Regions from separate parts of the Homo sapiens genome. Here region 1 is linked to region 2. The links are chromatin loops, found by intact Hi-C in ENCODE. Cell type or tissue: heart left ventricle. All regions are shown on one strand. Links, peaks and the distances in the headings refer to the core of each region. The heading gives the core; the rest is flanking DNA. Region 1 has its middle 50 kb from the start of UQCRFS1-DT. Region 2 holds the start of LINC01532 (long intergenic non-protein coding RNA 1532).

Region 1 (7,080 bases), core at 2,430-4,929, 260 kb after region 2:
TATTTACAACCGGAACATAAAGAGAGGTCCCCTTGTAGTTTCTATTGTGCCATTCTTGACTTGCAGGTTCTCTCTCCCCTAGTCCAGGATGCCCTTGGAAATGTCTGATTTCCAAACCAAAGCCAGGGCTGTGGGAATGCTGATGGCGATGTGGGTGACTGGGTCCCAGGTTGTCTCAGCCTTGCGTGGGAGCAGCCGTCCCTGAAGACACCAGTGCCCCATGCCTGCTCAGCACTAATTTGAGCTGTGACACCATTTTCCAAGCTGTCACCACCTCCAGCAACAACAGAACCTCTCTGGGGGGAGCAGGGAGGGTTGGTATTCAATTTCCCTCCTCTGCTTCTCAAGAGTTGAGTTCCCAAGTTCAAAGACATCTATCATGGTGAGTGATGGATTGTATTTCAGAGCAGGTTGGCAGCAGGAGGGAATTGGATTTAGAAACAACCATCTGGCTTTTGCAACTGTGTGCCCTTTGGCCTGCTCAGCGTCAAGCCTGCTGTCACACAATCTGAGTAGCCCTGGGAGCAGACCCGACCCTCGTGTCCAGCCCAGACAGGTCTCTGTGCTGGAGAAGTAGACAGCACTCAGGAAGCTAGTGAGGACCCCATGGGGCTGCTCATGGAGGGAGTTGGGGCTGAGCACAGAGATCTTTTTGAGAGCCAACTATATGCTGGGCACTGGGGAGACAGACTGAAGAAGACAAAATGCCTGCCCACCAGCAACACTCATTCATTCATTCATTCAAAATCATTTAGTTTTTGTGTGTGTGTGTGCCTACTAGGCCCAGGCATTGGCAAGTTTGCTTCCCACTGGACAATGGGCAGCTCTTTGTCTCTGAAATCGCACTGTTGGGGCTCAGATGCCAACTCCATTGCCTTGTTTGTTGTGCAACACAGGCAAGTGGTGCTGATTGGCGGTTGAACATCAGCACCTTCCCTCTCTACAGCACTGTGTCCCCCCCTGCTGGTTGGGGGTAATAATAACACCCATCTATCTATGGTCTCTGAAACAGTGTCGACAGGGCACCTGTGAGTAGTAAATGTTCACTAATATTAGCTGGTAATACTTTTTAAATTTGCTTATTAGTTTTTGTTTTTGCTGTTACCACTTTTATTGTGTCCATGCATTCTTTACTCAGACACAATTCTTTGACCACCTTTTTAACTGACTTATCAATTGGTGTGATATCCTTACACCATCCATTTTAGTAGCCACAGCAATGGCAGATTTTAATGCAATAACTCACACTAATAAGGGGTGTCCCTCTTCGCATGTAATCTCCCTTGGGTCCCCATAAGCTGGGGCTCTGGGTGGTTCCAGAGTCTCACAAATGCAACATCTCAATGCCATCTGTGTGGTCAGCAGCTTGACACTCCGGCTGCATTTTCCATTCTGTGAGCAGATTGGGAGGCAGCCAAGGTGAGTATCAGCTTTTAGGATACCTGGGGAGAGACTGTGTCTCCTCACTGCTTAGCAAAGAGTGGAAGAACAACCAATCAGTAGGCAGTAGGCCATGACAGCACTTGCAGCTGACAAGCAGTGTCACTCTCTGTCATGTTTTCAAAAACTCTTTAGGGGTAGCAAGCTCTAGAAGACACCAGGTTATACACGTTTAGCAGAGGCTGCATGCAGGGGCAAAGAACTTGCAGTGTGTATGCTTTGGCCTTTCATTGAGATGAATCCTAAAAGTAGAAAAAACGCCAGGCATGGTGGCTCATGCCTGTAATCCCAGCACTTTGGAGGCCGAGGCAGGCAGATAATCTGATCACCTGAGGTCCGGAGCTCGAGACCAGCCTGACCAACATGGAGAAAGCCCGTCTCTACTAAAAATACAAAATTAGCCAGGCGTGGTGGCGCATACCTATAATCCCAGCTACTTGGGAGGGTGAGGCAGGAGAATCGCTTGAACCCGGGAGGCAGAGGTTGCAGTGAGCCGAGATCATGCCATTGCACTTCAGCCTGGGCAACAAGAGTGAAACTCTGTCTCAAAAAAAAAAAAAAAAAAAAAAAAAGTAGAGAAAAATAAGAAAAAGACTGGGTGCAGTGGCTCACACCTGTAATCCTAGCACTTTGGGTGGCCGAGGAGGGCAGATCACCTGAGCTCAACAGTTCGAGACCAGCCTGACCAACATGGTGAAATGCTGTCTCTGCTAAAAATATAAAAGTTAGCTGGCCGTTATGGTGCATGCCTGTAGTCTCAGTTACTCGGGAGGCTGAGGCAGGAGAATCGCTTGAACCTGGGAGGTGGAGGTTGAAGTGAGCCGAGATTGTGCCACTGCACTCCAGCCTGGACAACAGAGAGAGACTCTGTTTCAAAACAACAAGAAGAAGCAAAAACACTTTGGGAGGTTATTTATCCTTTACCCTCAAGGGACTCTCATCTGGGTAGTAAAAGAATAAAATCGTTTGATAAAACAGTATAAAAAGATGTTTAAACCCTAGTGGTGTGTAGTTGTGTGTGTACATTAGTGTGTGTCTAACAGAGGCCAAGAATGAGACACCAGCCAATGACATCATCCACACTGAATACAGAAATCACCACATTAGCTAACATTTATGGAGTGTTTATTGTGTTCCAGACACTGTACTAAGTACTTCTATGTGCATTACCTCATTTAATTATCACAACATAATAATGTATGTAAAACACTTAATACCTGGTGCTGAGAAGGTGCTGAATATGAAACTGTCACCATTACTATTATTAATTATTATTGTTTAGATTATCATCCCCAGTTTCCCGATGAGGAAATTGAGGCTCAGGGATGCAAAATGGCCTTCCCTTGTTTTTTAATTGCAAAACGATCTCAAACTTGGTGTGTGTGAATGTGTGTACGTGCACAAATCTAAGGATAGAAAGAATGGAAAGTGACCTTTCTCCTGCACCTTTCTAGCACTGAGAATGTAGTAGCCACTGCCATTCATTCACTCACTAAGTCCTATTTCGTTTTCTTAGCTGACAGATCAGGACACAGGAGGATGGAATATAACTCAAATAACTTTTCCAGAGTCACGGAGTGAGACAGGCGTGGAGTTAAATTCTTCCAAGGTGGGTGAGCATGAACCCAAAGTTCTCCTCCACTCAGACAATTCATCCTGTAAGACTCAAGATGCTCAACTGCAGAGTGGTCATGACATGACTCCTGCATGCTCAAAGCCACAGGAGGGCCAGAAGAAGCTATGCATGTGGACACCTCAGTGGGAAATCCTGTCCACTGCGTAAGCACCCAAGAAACAGTTGGGTCTCCTCTTTTAGTGTGAAAGTGCAGCATCTGTTCACACTGTGGGGTGAGCAGTCCACAGAGCAGAGCCCACGGTTCTGCAATCCGGGGCTCTGCCCCGTGCCCCTCTCTGGACACACTTTGGCAAGGACATGGTTCCAGTCCACTGCTCTGTGCCCAGAGGATATCTCAAGCCCCACAATCACCCAGGAAAATGGCTTTAGTTCCAGAACCAGAGAGAAAAGGGAGGCTTCCTGGGGAAAGACAAGGACAGCTAGAGGTTCATTTCTGCCCTTGGTTCTCCTTTCTGCACGTCATGTGTAATCCTGTCTCTAAATACCTCCCTGGCTCAGCTGGGCATTCTCATGCCAACTGGGATGAAGAGCAGCTGGTTCAGGCTGTGATTGGTTCCTGGGACCTCTTCTTCCCCTACTGCCAAGGCTGCAGTTGCCACCAAATGATGGTTTCCCCTCCCCCTGACACTGCCTGGAGCCCAGCTGACTTCACACTTCACTCCTCCCTCCTGCTCACCAGTGATAAGAATAGCAACCACAGCATCACCCCAAACCCCTCCAGGGTGAAGGAAGGGGCAGCTGTCACCTTAAGTGTCAACTCCAGGTCCTTGTGAGCTATAGAATCAGGTTTGAGAAACACCCTTTGGTTGGGGAAGTAAGCACCAGACACCCCCTGCTGGCTGAAAGTGGAATTCAGGTTCGTGGTCCCGCTGCAGCCTGGGAGAGCTCCCTAATCTTCATGGACATCATTATCCCCATTTTCCAGATGAGGAAACAGACAAAGAATTTGCCCAAGGCACCACTGCTAGTCAATGATGCCCTCCAGGCTAATCCCATTCCAAATCTCCTTTTTCTTTCCGAGGGACTGCCTAAATATCTAGATGTTCCACACCCAACCTTTCAACTCTCCCTTCCTATGCCTTTTGATTCAGTAAATGCACCGTTTGTATTCCCTTGGAAATTCCACTCTGGAAGGAGAATCTTTTGACAGAGGCGTGCTGCATCCTGAGACGCTGAGCCGATGCAATCACTCATTATCTCATTGATGCAGGGCAGAAGGTCCCCTCCCTTCCAGCAGGCCACAGAGGAATTCCTCGGAGGATGCAGATGCTGCATGTCTTGACTTCCAAGCCAGGGAATTTCTGCCTTTGTGCCTGCACCTGTATTAATTAATCATTCTTCTAACACTGGCTGTGTCTACATGCATTATTCTAAAAGACAATTCTATTCTTAAAAATAAGCTAATTTAAGCCAGTGATCTGCTGCTTTTTCTTTTTTCTTTTTTTTTTTTTTTTTGCTAAATTTTGGTTTTAAAATAAAATCAATCTTAAGAATAGAGAATTCAATAAGGCAAAATTCTTGAAAGAAGCTTATCATTTATTCATTTATGTAGCATGTATGTGACAAGACCAGGCTAGCAATGTAGGGAGTGGATCAAATAGAACTGACAGCAAAGGCCCCCAGTCTAATATGCGGAAGAAAGAAAAGACAAGCTCACTGCAGAATGCAGAGAAACACATCACACAGGCAAATAAAATGTTCCTTGTTCCCATTTTCACCCCTTAACAGCAAAAAAAATAAATATGCATTCATCTTACAGGGCATAAAAGAGAGGTCTGTTCAATTGTCAAATCTAGAGAAACTTGGTGGTGGAGGCAGAATTCATGCCTATGAGTTTACCATCAATTGCTGAGATTATTAGAACAACACGGACATGCTTGGGAGTGGAGAGGGGACTGAGATTAGCATCACCAGGGAAGTGCAACGGTGGGTGGGTTCCTTCTTGTAGGGGAGTGAGCAGGTGTTAATTGCCATTGCTTGTGCAATGGCATGGATAAGGTTAGGCTAGCATTTGGCATCCACTATCTGTAAAGAAAGGGTTTTTTAATAGTCCTCACATGTCTACAGGGTGTGACAGATTTAAATTAGATAAGAGATAAATTGTTTTCAGGGACAAATTAAACAAAGCAGTTAATGATATTACAAATCACTCTCAGCTGTCATTGAAGCAGTCCTCTGATGTTGTCCATGAGGCCCAGTTCTGTCCATCTGCAAGCTGCTGTGGGGCCCTGAGCACAGACCTTGCAGCTAGACCATGTGGGCCTTTCCCAGGCTCTGCGCTTCCCAGGCTGTGAGCCTGTGATCACCTCACCTCACATCCCGGAACCTCAGCGCTGCATCTGTGAAATGGGGCTAGCTCCCCCATCTCCTCAGATTGAGGTCAACAATGTGATGTCATAAAAAGTGTTCGCTAAACACGGTCACCACTATTTAAAAAACAATCACGCAAGCTTGGGGTGGATGTGATTTGTCTGTGCAAAGGGTCGACAGTGGTGGCGTGCAATGATCGCCTCACATTACCGAGTAAGGTGGCTCTGCCACCATCATTCTTGTTGACTTCTGGGGGAGGGATGGAGTCCCAAAGAAAAGAAAAGAAGGTCCCAGGGCCTCTGGGAAAGACCACATTACATGGTGTGGGTTGTGTTCCTGAATGTGTCCATACTGGAATGTGGGTCTCTGGAGGACGGATGTTCCCAGTTTCTCTCTGCACCACTCCCACCCCACTCCTAACGCTTCTCCTTGACTGGAAGGAAACATGGCCTCCTCTCTCCTCGGGGTTCATCTCCTATGGGGGCTTCCTTCCTCCTGGAGCCTGGAGAGAGATGCGGGGGGCAAGGGTTGCTCCCACTTTTGAGCAAGTCCTGAATTTTATCTCCCACCTTGGCCTGCGTGCAAAGGACAGGGTACCTCTCATCTTAGTGTTCTGCCTCCTGGATGTGCGTTGGACATTCCAGGCTGTCTCTCTGTCCACATTCATGTAAGGCCCCAACACACAGCTGCTTATTCTGCAGGGTGACTCCTGATCAAGGCCAGACTCAGCACCACTCCAGATTGTGCACTGTCTGGGGCAGGGCCCTCCGTGTCGCCTTTCTGAGCCCCTAACAGATCTCGTTCAAAGCCGGACCCATAATCAATGCTCAGAGAAAGTGTTGAACAGACACATGCCCCAAAGAGTCTGAGCTTCTTCACTTAAAGTTTCCTGGGCTCTGCCTCCATCCTCAGAAATGACCCATCCATTTCAAAAAGAGGCTCTCCAATGTCAATACTGCACCTCCCCAGGATCCAAATCCATTTCCCTGCTCCTCCAGCACAGCACAATTAATAAACGTCCCACTGGCTTGCCATTCCAGGTTGGGAGCTCACAGCATCCCTTGAAACCATGCTGGCAGAGAATTTGTCACCGTCAACTCGCTGCTCCTCCCGTGGTGCCACACCCCAGATGACACAGAGCATGGCCTATGCCTGTCAGCAGACCCTCCACTGCTGCTGTTGCCAGCCCCCAGGTCTCATCCTCCTTCCAGGGTCACCTTTGGAAATGCTGCCCACTGAGTAAGTGCCCAAGAAACAATCAGGTCTCCTGTTTTAGTGTGAAAATGCAGGTCTGTTCACACCCTGGGGTGAGCAGTTCACAAAGCAGAGCCCATGGTTCTGCAATCCAGGGCTGGCTGTGCCCTGCATCCCTCTCTGGGTTGTGAGGTTGTGTGGGCTGTGGATCCATATCACATGCCAAATACTCTTCCTGGTGAGAGGGATGCAGAGATCAGCAGACACACGCCAAGACACCAATAAACTGGCAGCCACCTACAATCCAGAGCATGTCAGCTGGTGACAAGGGCTGAGAAGAACACCCAGAGTGGCTGCGTGGCCAGGGCGGCATCCTGAAGAGGAGATTGCCAAGCAGTGCTGGAATTGTATGAGTAAGTCAGCCAGGGACAGTCTGAAGAGTGTGAGCCAAGTAAAGGGAACAGCACACGCAAAGGCCCTGTGGCAGGAATGTGGTTGGC
Region 2 (7,080 bases), core at 1,678-4,177:
TGACAGAGGCGGCTCTAATCCAGTGATTCCTTCCCTCCTTCCTCATCTTGTCTTCCTGGTTCAAGGTTAGCTCCCAGAGCTCATTCCCGGGAGGAAACAGTTCTGGGTGACTGATTCACTGATCAGCTTGGTTTGGGTTTCATAAAACGCTGTGCTGGAACACTGAGTCGGTACTTCTCCCAAGTTTCCAGTTCGGAGACACGAGGAGAATGCTAAAAGCTCGAATATGCAAATGAACATTTGGACAGATTTCCTCTAGAGTTTCGGCCTCCAGGCAAATGATTTATTCCCTGCAGAAATGCATTTTTGTTTCTGCTTAACGGGTGAAAAAGGAGAAAAGATTTTTCGGGACAACCAAGCTTAGGAATAAAAGTCTCCATGGGAAATGTACTTTTCTGAAAGCAAATGTTGGCTAAACAAGGACAGTGTTGACTAAACACGTGTTCCCCTCACCCAAAGGAATGGAGTCAGAGAATCCCCCAAGCTCCAAATTGTGGGGGCAGATGGATCTTTTAGAAGTTCACGGTTCGCCTTTCTCCTGCCCAGCCCCATGCCTTAAGCAAAGTGTGGGATGGTCTCGGGAGGACACCCACAAATGTAAGTAGGAAGGTGGGAAGCAGCCTCTCCTCTAATATAGAAAAACAACTGTGACAGACAGAACAAAGCATGTGGTTCAGACACGAGACCCTGAGCTAGCCCTGGGGAGGGAGACAGCAGCTTTGCAGCCGTTATCCTCAGGAAGCCCTGAGCGCTGAGAGGCACTGTTACAGAACCGAACTGGGGTCCACTCGCTAGGTGAGTAAAACCCGACAGCCACACCGAGTTTTCACAGCAATAAAAAGGAAAGTGTTTATTTGCAGGGCACCAAGCAAGGAGGATCTGGAAGCTACTGCTCAGCTCCTGACCTCCCACATGGCTTGAGGGTGAAGGTGTTTAAAGGTAGGGGTAGGCTGGGTGCAGTGGCTCACATCTGTAATCCCAGCAATTTGGGAGGCTGAGGCAGGCAGATCACTGGAGGTTGGGAGTTCAAGCCAGCCTGGCCAACATGGTGAAACCTTGTCTCTACTAAAAATACAAAAATTAGCCAGGTGTGGTGGCACACGCCTGTAGTCCCAGCTACTTGGGAGGCTGAAGTGGGAGAATTGCTTGAATCTGGGAGGCAAAGGTTGCAGTGAGCCGAGGTCACACCACTGCCCTGCAGCCTGAGAGACAGAGCAAGACTGAAAATAAATAAATAAATAAATAAATAAATAAATAAATAAATATATATATATATATATATATATATAGGGGTAAACTTCAGAAGAGCAGAAGCCACAGGCAAAATCAGAAATCAATATATGGAGGGTACACACTGATTTTGGCCTAAAAGGGTGGGGGCATCTTTAAAGGGGAGGAGCTTACAGGTCATAGGTAGATTCAAAGATTTTCTGATTTGCAATTAGTTAAGGAAGAGAAGCTTTGTTTAAAAATTGGGGGTCAGCAGAAAAACATGTTAACTGGCTAGGGGACAGGGTGACTCCCACCAAGCCTCTCAGGAATAAACTTAAAACAAAGAACAGTGTGGTCAGAGTTCTGCCTGCAATTCCCCCTTATCCGAGGTCTACCTGTCAGCGAATCCCACCGGGGTCTGCAGTGGGGTCTGGGTGTGTGAAAGAACTCAGGGACATATGTTGAGATGTTATCTTTCATTTCTGTAGAGAAACCAAAAATCTCTGGACTTATTTCCTTGGCTTTAGGTGACGATTGCTTTCTTGCTTACTTACTTTTCAGGCCTACCTAGGTGCCTGGAATTTCCCTTCGAGGAACGCAGGAGTTTTCTTTATTTTCATGCTTGGGAAGGCTCATTAGGCCCCTAAGAGAGGGTCCCTTCCCCATCTCAGGACTAAAATGCAATGAAGATGTTGCTCAGGTATGCTCGGGGAAGACAGGCTGGGAGGGCTGGGGCCACCTTTAAGGAGAATTCCTAACACACTGGGCGCCCGAACCCCTGATGGGACCTTGTGGTCTTGAATGAAAAGATCAGGCATTAGCTCTGTGTGCCCACTGACTTTTACTAAACAGGCTGCTGCCCAGCCTAGTTCAACGTGACCCCATCCCCACCCCCTTTCTCTGTGCTCCCCCATCACCCAGCCCACATGGTGGGACCTTCACTCTCATGACCAGCTCAGGCCATGCTGTGCACTCCTGATGAAGCCTCTTGAGCTCCTTCTTCAGAGCTGCTGATAATCTGGCATTGAATGGCCAGGCTGGAGGTTGAATGCTGAATCCTTTTGAATGCTGTGGTAAAGCCTGGCATGTCTCAGCACTGTCTCCTTTTGTGTTCAATCATCCTGACACTGCAGAGGCAGCTGGAGAGGGATGGGTCTGTGGAGGATGCCCCGCAGAGTGAAGTCGAGATGATGCAGCCACCAGGGCCGGAGGGTGAGTTTCCTAGTCCTTGTGTGTAACTGGGTCACTATTTTTAGTTGGAACCTCCAGTCAAAAATGTCAAACAGGGAAAATGAATGTGGGCTTGGCTGAGAAGAAGCCAGAGGTGAAGGTTTTGTTCCATCTCACTTAGCAGCTCACTCTGGGACTTGGAAAAGGCCTTTTCTCAGTTCTGGGCCCAGGCTTTCCCACTTGAACAGCTGACATTCTGTGGATCAGAGACCACCACTACCGCAGGGAAAAGGGACTTAGCCGTAGGAAGCCAGCAGCCTGCTGGAAAGTTCTTGCAGATGTCTGTAATGCTGAGGTTTGCACTCAGCTCTCCCGCTCTTGCCTGCGAAAGTCAGAAAATGTGGCCAGGTGCAGTGGCTTACATCTGTAATCCCAGCATTTTGGGAAGCCAAGATGGGAGAATCACTTGAGCCCAGCAGTTCAAGACCAGCCTGAGCAACATAGCAAGACCCCATCTCTAGTGCCTGTGGGCCTAGCTACTCGGGAGGCTGAGGCAGGAGGATCGCTTGAGCCCAGGAGTTCAGAGATTGCAGTGAGTCACGATGACACTACTGCACTCCAGCCTGGGCAACAGAATGAAATTCTGTCTCTAAAATATAAAATGAATAAAAAATTTAAAAATTCAAGAAGCAGAAAAGGGAAATGTTTAGCAGGGTCACAGGTGCCACAGATTTCAGCATGCTGCGGAGGAGCCCCACCTGCCACCGCCCCATCAGCCAGGCCCGCCGGCCCATCCCCGCAGCCTCAGGACCCCCAAATCTAGAGATCCCCAGGCCATGGAAGATGCATGGGACTCAGGACTGGAAGAGAGATCAGCAAGGCAACTTCCTCATCTCCTGGCTAACTGATGGAGCTATTGATGGAAAAATCAAACTCCGTAAGGTATTTTTCAGAGGTTTATTCTGAGCCAGTATGAGTGACCATGGCCCCGGAAATGCAGTCTTAAGAGGCCCTGAGAGAGTGCGTCCGGGACAGTTGGATTACGGCTTAGTTTTGTACATTTCAGGCAGGCAGGAGTTGCGAGTGAAGACATGAATTAATACATGGAAGGTGTATTTTGGATCAGCCCCAAAAGGTGGAATATCTTGAAGCAGGGACTTATAGATCATCAGTGGACCTAGAGATTCTTTAATTTGCAACTGATTAAAGGAGTAGAGCTTTGTCTAAAAATTTGGAGTTAGCAGAAAAGAATGTTTTAAGTTAAGGAAGTTTGTTAACCAAACTACTGGGTCAGAGTGACCTGTAGGGGTGCATGACTTACCCCTTGTCTGGCACGGCCTTAGGTCCTGTTTATAATTGGTATCCTATTGTCGCAAAGGGTCTGCTCTGTCAGTCTTCTGATCTCTATTTTAGCATGAATGCCAAGCAGTGGTTTTGTCTAAACTCCAAAAGGGAGGGAGTGTAACGAGGCGTGTCTGGCCTCCCTTCCTGTCATGGTCAGACACTCATTTTCTAAGATTTTTCTGGGGTCCCCTAGGCCAAGAAGAGGTACTCAGCTGGTAGGGGCTTAGGATTTTATTTTCAGTTTACAGAGAGTTATTGATAGAAATGCCTCCATGACTCTGATGGCTTGAACGAGAATTCTCTCTCTTTCAGTCTCTTTCTCAACACTCAAGGTAGAATTCTCATAAAATACATATGATGCTGCCAGGCGTGGTGGCTCACGCCTGTAATCCCAGCACTTTGGGAGGCCAAGGAGGGTGGATCACCTGAGGTCGGGAGTTCGAGACTAGCCAGACCAACATGGAGAAACCCTGTCTTTACTAAAAATACAAAAATTAGCCGGGCATGGTGCTGCATGCCTGTAATCCCAGCTACTTGGGAGGCTGAGGCAGGCGAATCGCTTGAACCCAGGAGGCAGAGGTTGTGGCGAGCCGAGATTGGGCCGTTACACTCCAGCCTGGGCAACAAGAGTGAAACTCTATCAAAAACAAACAAACAAACAAACAAACAAACAAAAAATGAAAAACACCATATGATGCAATACCTAGATATGTTCTGAACTTCATACTTATTAATTCTCATGTATAACATATGCTCCAGGCGGTAGCAAGAATGTCAGCTCAGGACAGCCTGGTCCTCACTCATCTGCAATGAAAGACTCTCATTCGTGGTGCTGGGGGAAGGATTTAACTGTAGAATGTTGAATGATCATGTGAATAAATTACATAGAGACCCAGAATACGTTATATGATGATCAGCCAACTTAATCAAGGATGTTCTGTCCATGAGTAAAGTATTTGGAATTTGTAGTATTAAGAAGGGAGGGAAGTCCATGAGATGTGGCTGCAGTGAAGTGCTATATCATGTCCCTGGTTCTGCTTGTAACTGTGAAAGCTGCTGCTTTTTTTTTTTTTTTTAACTTGCCTCCACAGAGAAAGTGAAAGCTCACTTGAGCATGAACATAGCTCACAGTAGCCTCTAACTCCTGGGCTCAAGTAATCCTTCCACCTCAGCCTCCACAGCAGCTAGAACTATAGGTTTGTGCCACCATACCCAGCTAATTATTTTATTTTATTTTTTGTTGAGATGGGGCCTTGCCATGTTGCCCAGGCTGGTCTGGAACTTCTGGCCTCAAGCTATCCTCCTCCCGCCCTGGCCACTCACCGTGCTGAGATTATGGGCATGAGCCACAGTACCTACTCAAAAGCTTCTTAAATCAGATCTGGGCTGGAACTGGACTCCAAAATGTGGGAACTAACACATGTTTTATCAGGCTGCCAGCTGAGGGGACTTTGCTGAATTTGTGGTCTCAAGACCCTGGGAGTGACAGCTCTCCTCCCTTCCCGCCCCCCACACACCAGACACACACACACACGCACACAGACACACACACACACACACACACACACACACACACACAGAGTCACCAGTCAGGTATGCAGAGATGAGAAATGAGCTGAAGATCCCACCTGCTGAGGTCCTGAGACTCCTGGCCACACAGAACAATAGCTCCTATTCCCTGAGCACCTACTATGTGCCACACACAGCTCTAGGTGGCTTTGTAAAATGGCCCGTTGGTCAAATTTACATAACAGGGATGTAGCACCTTCCCGCAGCTCATTTTCTAGAGAGGATGCCCCTCTTCCAGCCTGAGGAGCCGCTGTCAATGCCAGGGAGCTCTCCTCTAGTTGTAACCAAGTGGACGCTCATTCAGCCTGGGCCACTTACATTCTCTTTCTGGGGGATGGGGAACTGGGCTCAGAAATACATAGAGGCCATTGAGAGGCAGGCCCCAGCCACCCAAGCCTGGGCTGGTACTTGCAGATGGGAGCTCCAGGTTTCCTACCTACAGAGAGAGGAAAATGAACCAGCAAATGTACAGAGAGGATAAGGAATAGAGGAGGGTGCGGGATGGAGCTGTTGATCACCAAAGCTCCAGACAGATTCCAGCCCTCAGCTCCCAGCCTTCCTGAGAACCCACCTTCCCGTAGCTGCACTGACTCCATGGATGTTCTATTGTACTGGGTGCTGCTGGGGGCCAGGCCTTGTGGCCTTGTTCCAGGGCCCAGTGTGCAGTACTCCCTGTCCAGGGCACTTCCACTCTAATGGGCTCTGTGAGGCACGTCCATTCTTTTAAATAAATCTTTGTTTACTGGAGTGAGCCCAAGTAGATTTCTATTTCCTGCACCCAAGAGATGTGTCATGAGGACCAGGTTGGTATGGATTTTCTCAGTCTACAGAAGATGACTGGGAGGCTCCGAAGAGGCGAGAAGTGGCCCAAGGTCACCCAGACGCAGAGCTGGACATTTTATTTTTATTTTTATTTGTTTTTTTATGAACAAGGTCTCACTCTGTCGCCCAGGCTGGAGTGCAGTGGTGTGATCATGGCTCAATGCAGCCTCTACCTCCTGGGTTCAAGCGATCCTCCCACCTCAGTCTCCCTTGCAGCTGGGATCACAGGTGTGCGCCACTGTACTCAGCTAATTAAAAAAAAAAAATTATAGAAACAGGGTCTCACTTTGTTGCCCAGGCTGGAGTGCAGTGGTTCGATGGTGGCTCACTACAGCCTCAATCTCCTGAGCTCAAGCCATCCTCCTGCCTCAGCCTCCTGAAAAGCTGAGAATACGGGCACTCACCAACATGCCCAATTTGTTTTAATTTTTCTACAGGCAAGGTCTCTCTATGTTGCCCAGGCTGATCTTCAACTCCTAGGCTTAAGCGATTCTCCCACCTTGGCCTCCCAGAGTGCTGGGATTACAGGTGTGAGCCCTGGCACCTGGCTTTGAGCTGGATTTTGAAAGCAGCACATCATCTTGAAGCACACTCACTTCCCACAGGGCTGTCATTGCCTCGCAGGGGCTAAAAGAGTTCATTCTGCCAAAAGAGTTCGGGGCCCTGCACCCAGGGTAACCCCTGGGGTCAATAGCAGAAACCCCAAAGGGTGCTGGGAAAGCTCTGCTCATAGCAACACACCCTCCAGGGTGTTTTGAATGCTATATGATGTTGATTCCCACCACAGCCCTGCTGGAGCCACAGCACAGGTGTTACTTCGCTTTTACAGTTGGAGAAACCCTGAGCTTGGAGCAGCCAAGGGGCCTGGTGCAGGAGGGGCAGGACTCCACCCAAGACTCCTGACCTCTGCTCTTTTCACCGCCCAGCAATACTTTAAATCTGCACCTACCTTTTACATCATCT

What was found. A loop is a pair of places that touch in the nucleus more often than their neighbours do. Peaks named below come from ENCODE experiments on the same cell type or tissue, not always from the same donor. Only the 100,000 strongest peaks of a DNase experiment are listed, where the experiment ranks them.
Region 1: a loop joins it to region 2, with 2.8 times the contacts of the local background. A loop is called at or near these places in 2 of 110 quality-filtered maps.

The regions. Positions count from the first base shown.
Region 1 is chr19:29,259,728-29,266,807 of GRCh38, forward strand. No RefSeq gene overlaps it. Among named protein-coding and RNA genes, the nearest start is that of UQCRFS1-DT, 50 kb to the left of the region's middle. In heart left ventricle, for the core only: CTCF peaks have their summits at 3,925 (motif pointing left) and 4,130; a DNase peak (open chromatin) is centred at 3,918.
Region 2 is chr19:29,001,829-29,008,908 of GRCh38, forward strand. LINC01532 (long intergenic non-protein coding RNA 1532) reads left to right here and starts at 727. Exons shown (of 5, transcript NR_040036.1): 1 at 727-795; 2 at 1,774-1,912; 3 at 2,346-2,424. In heart left ventricle, for the core only: no CTCF peak of the experiment used is centred there; no DNase peak of the experiment used is centred there.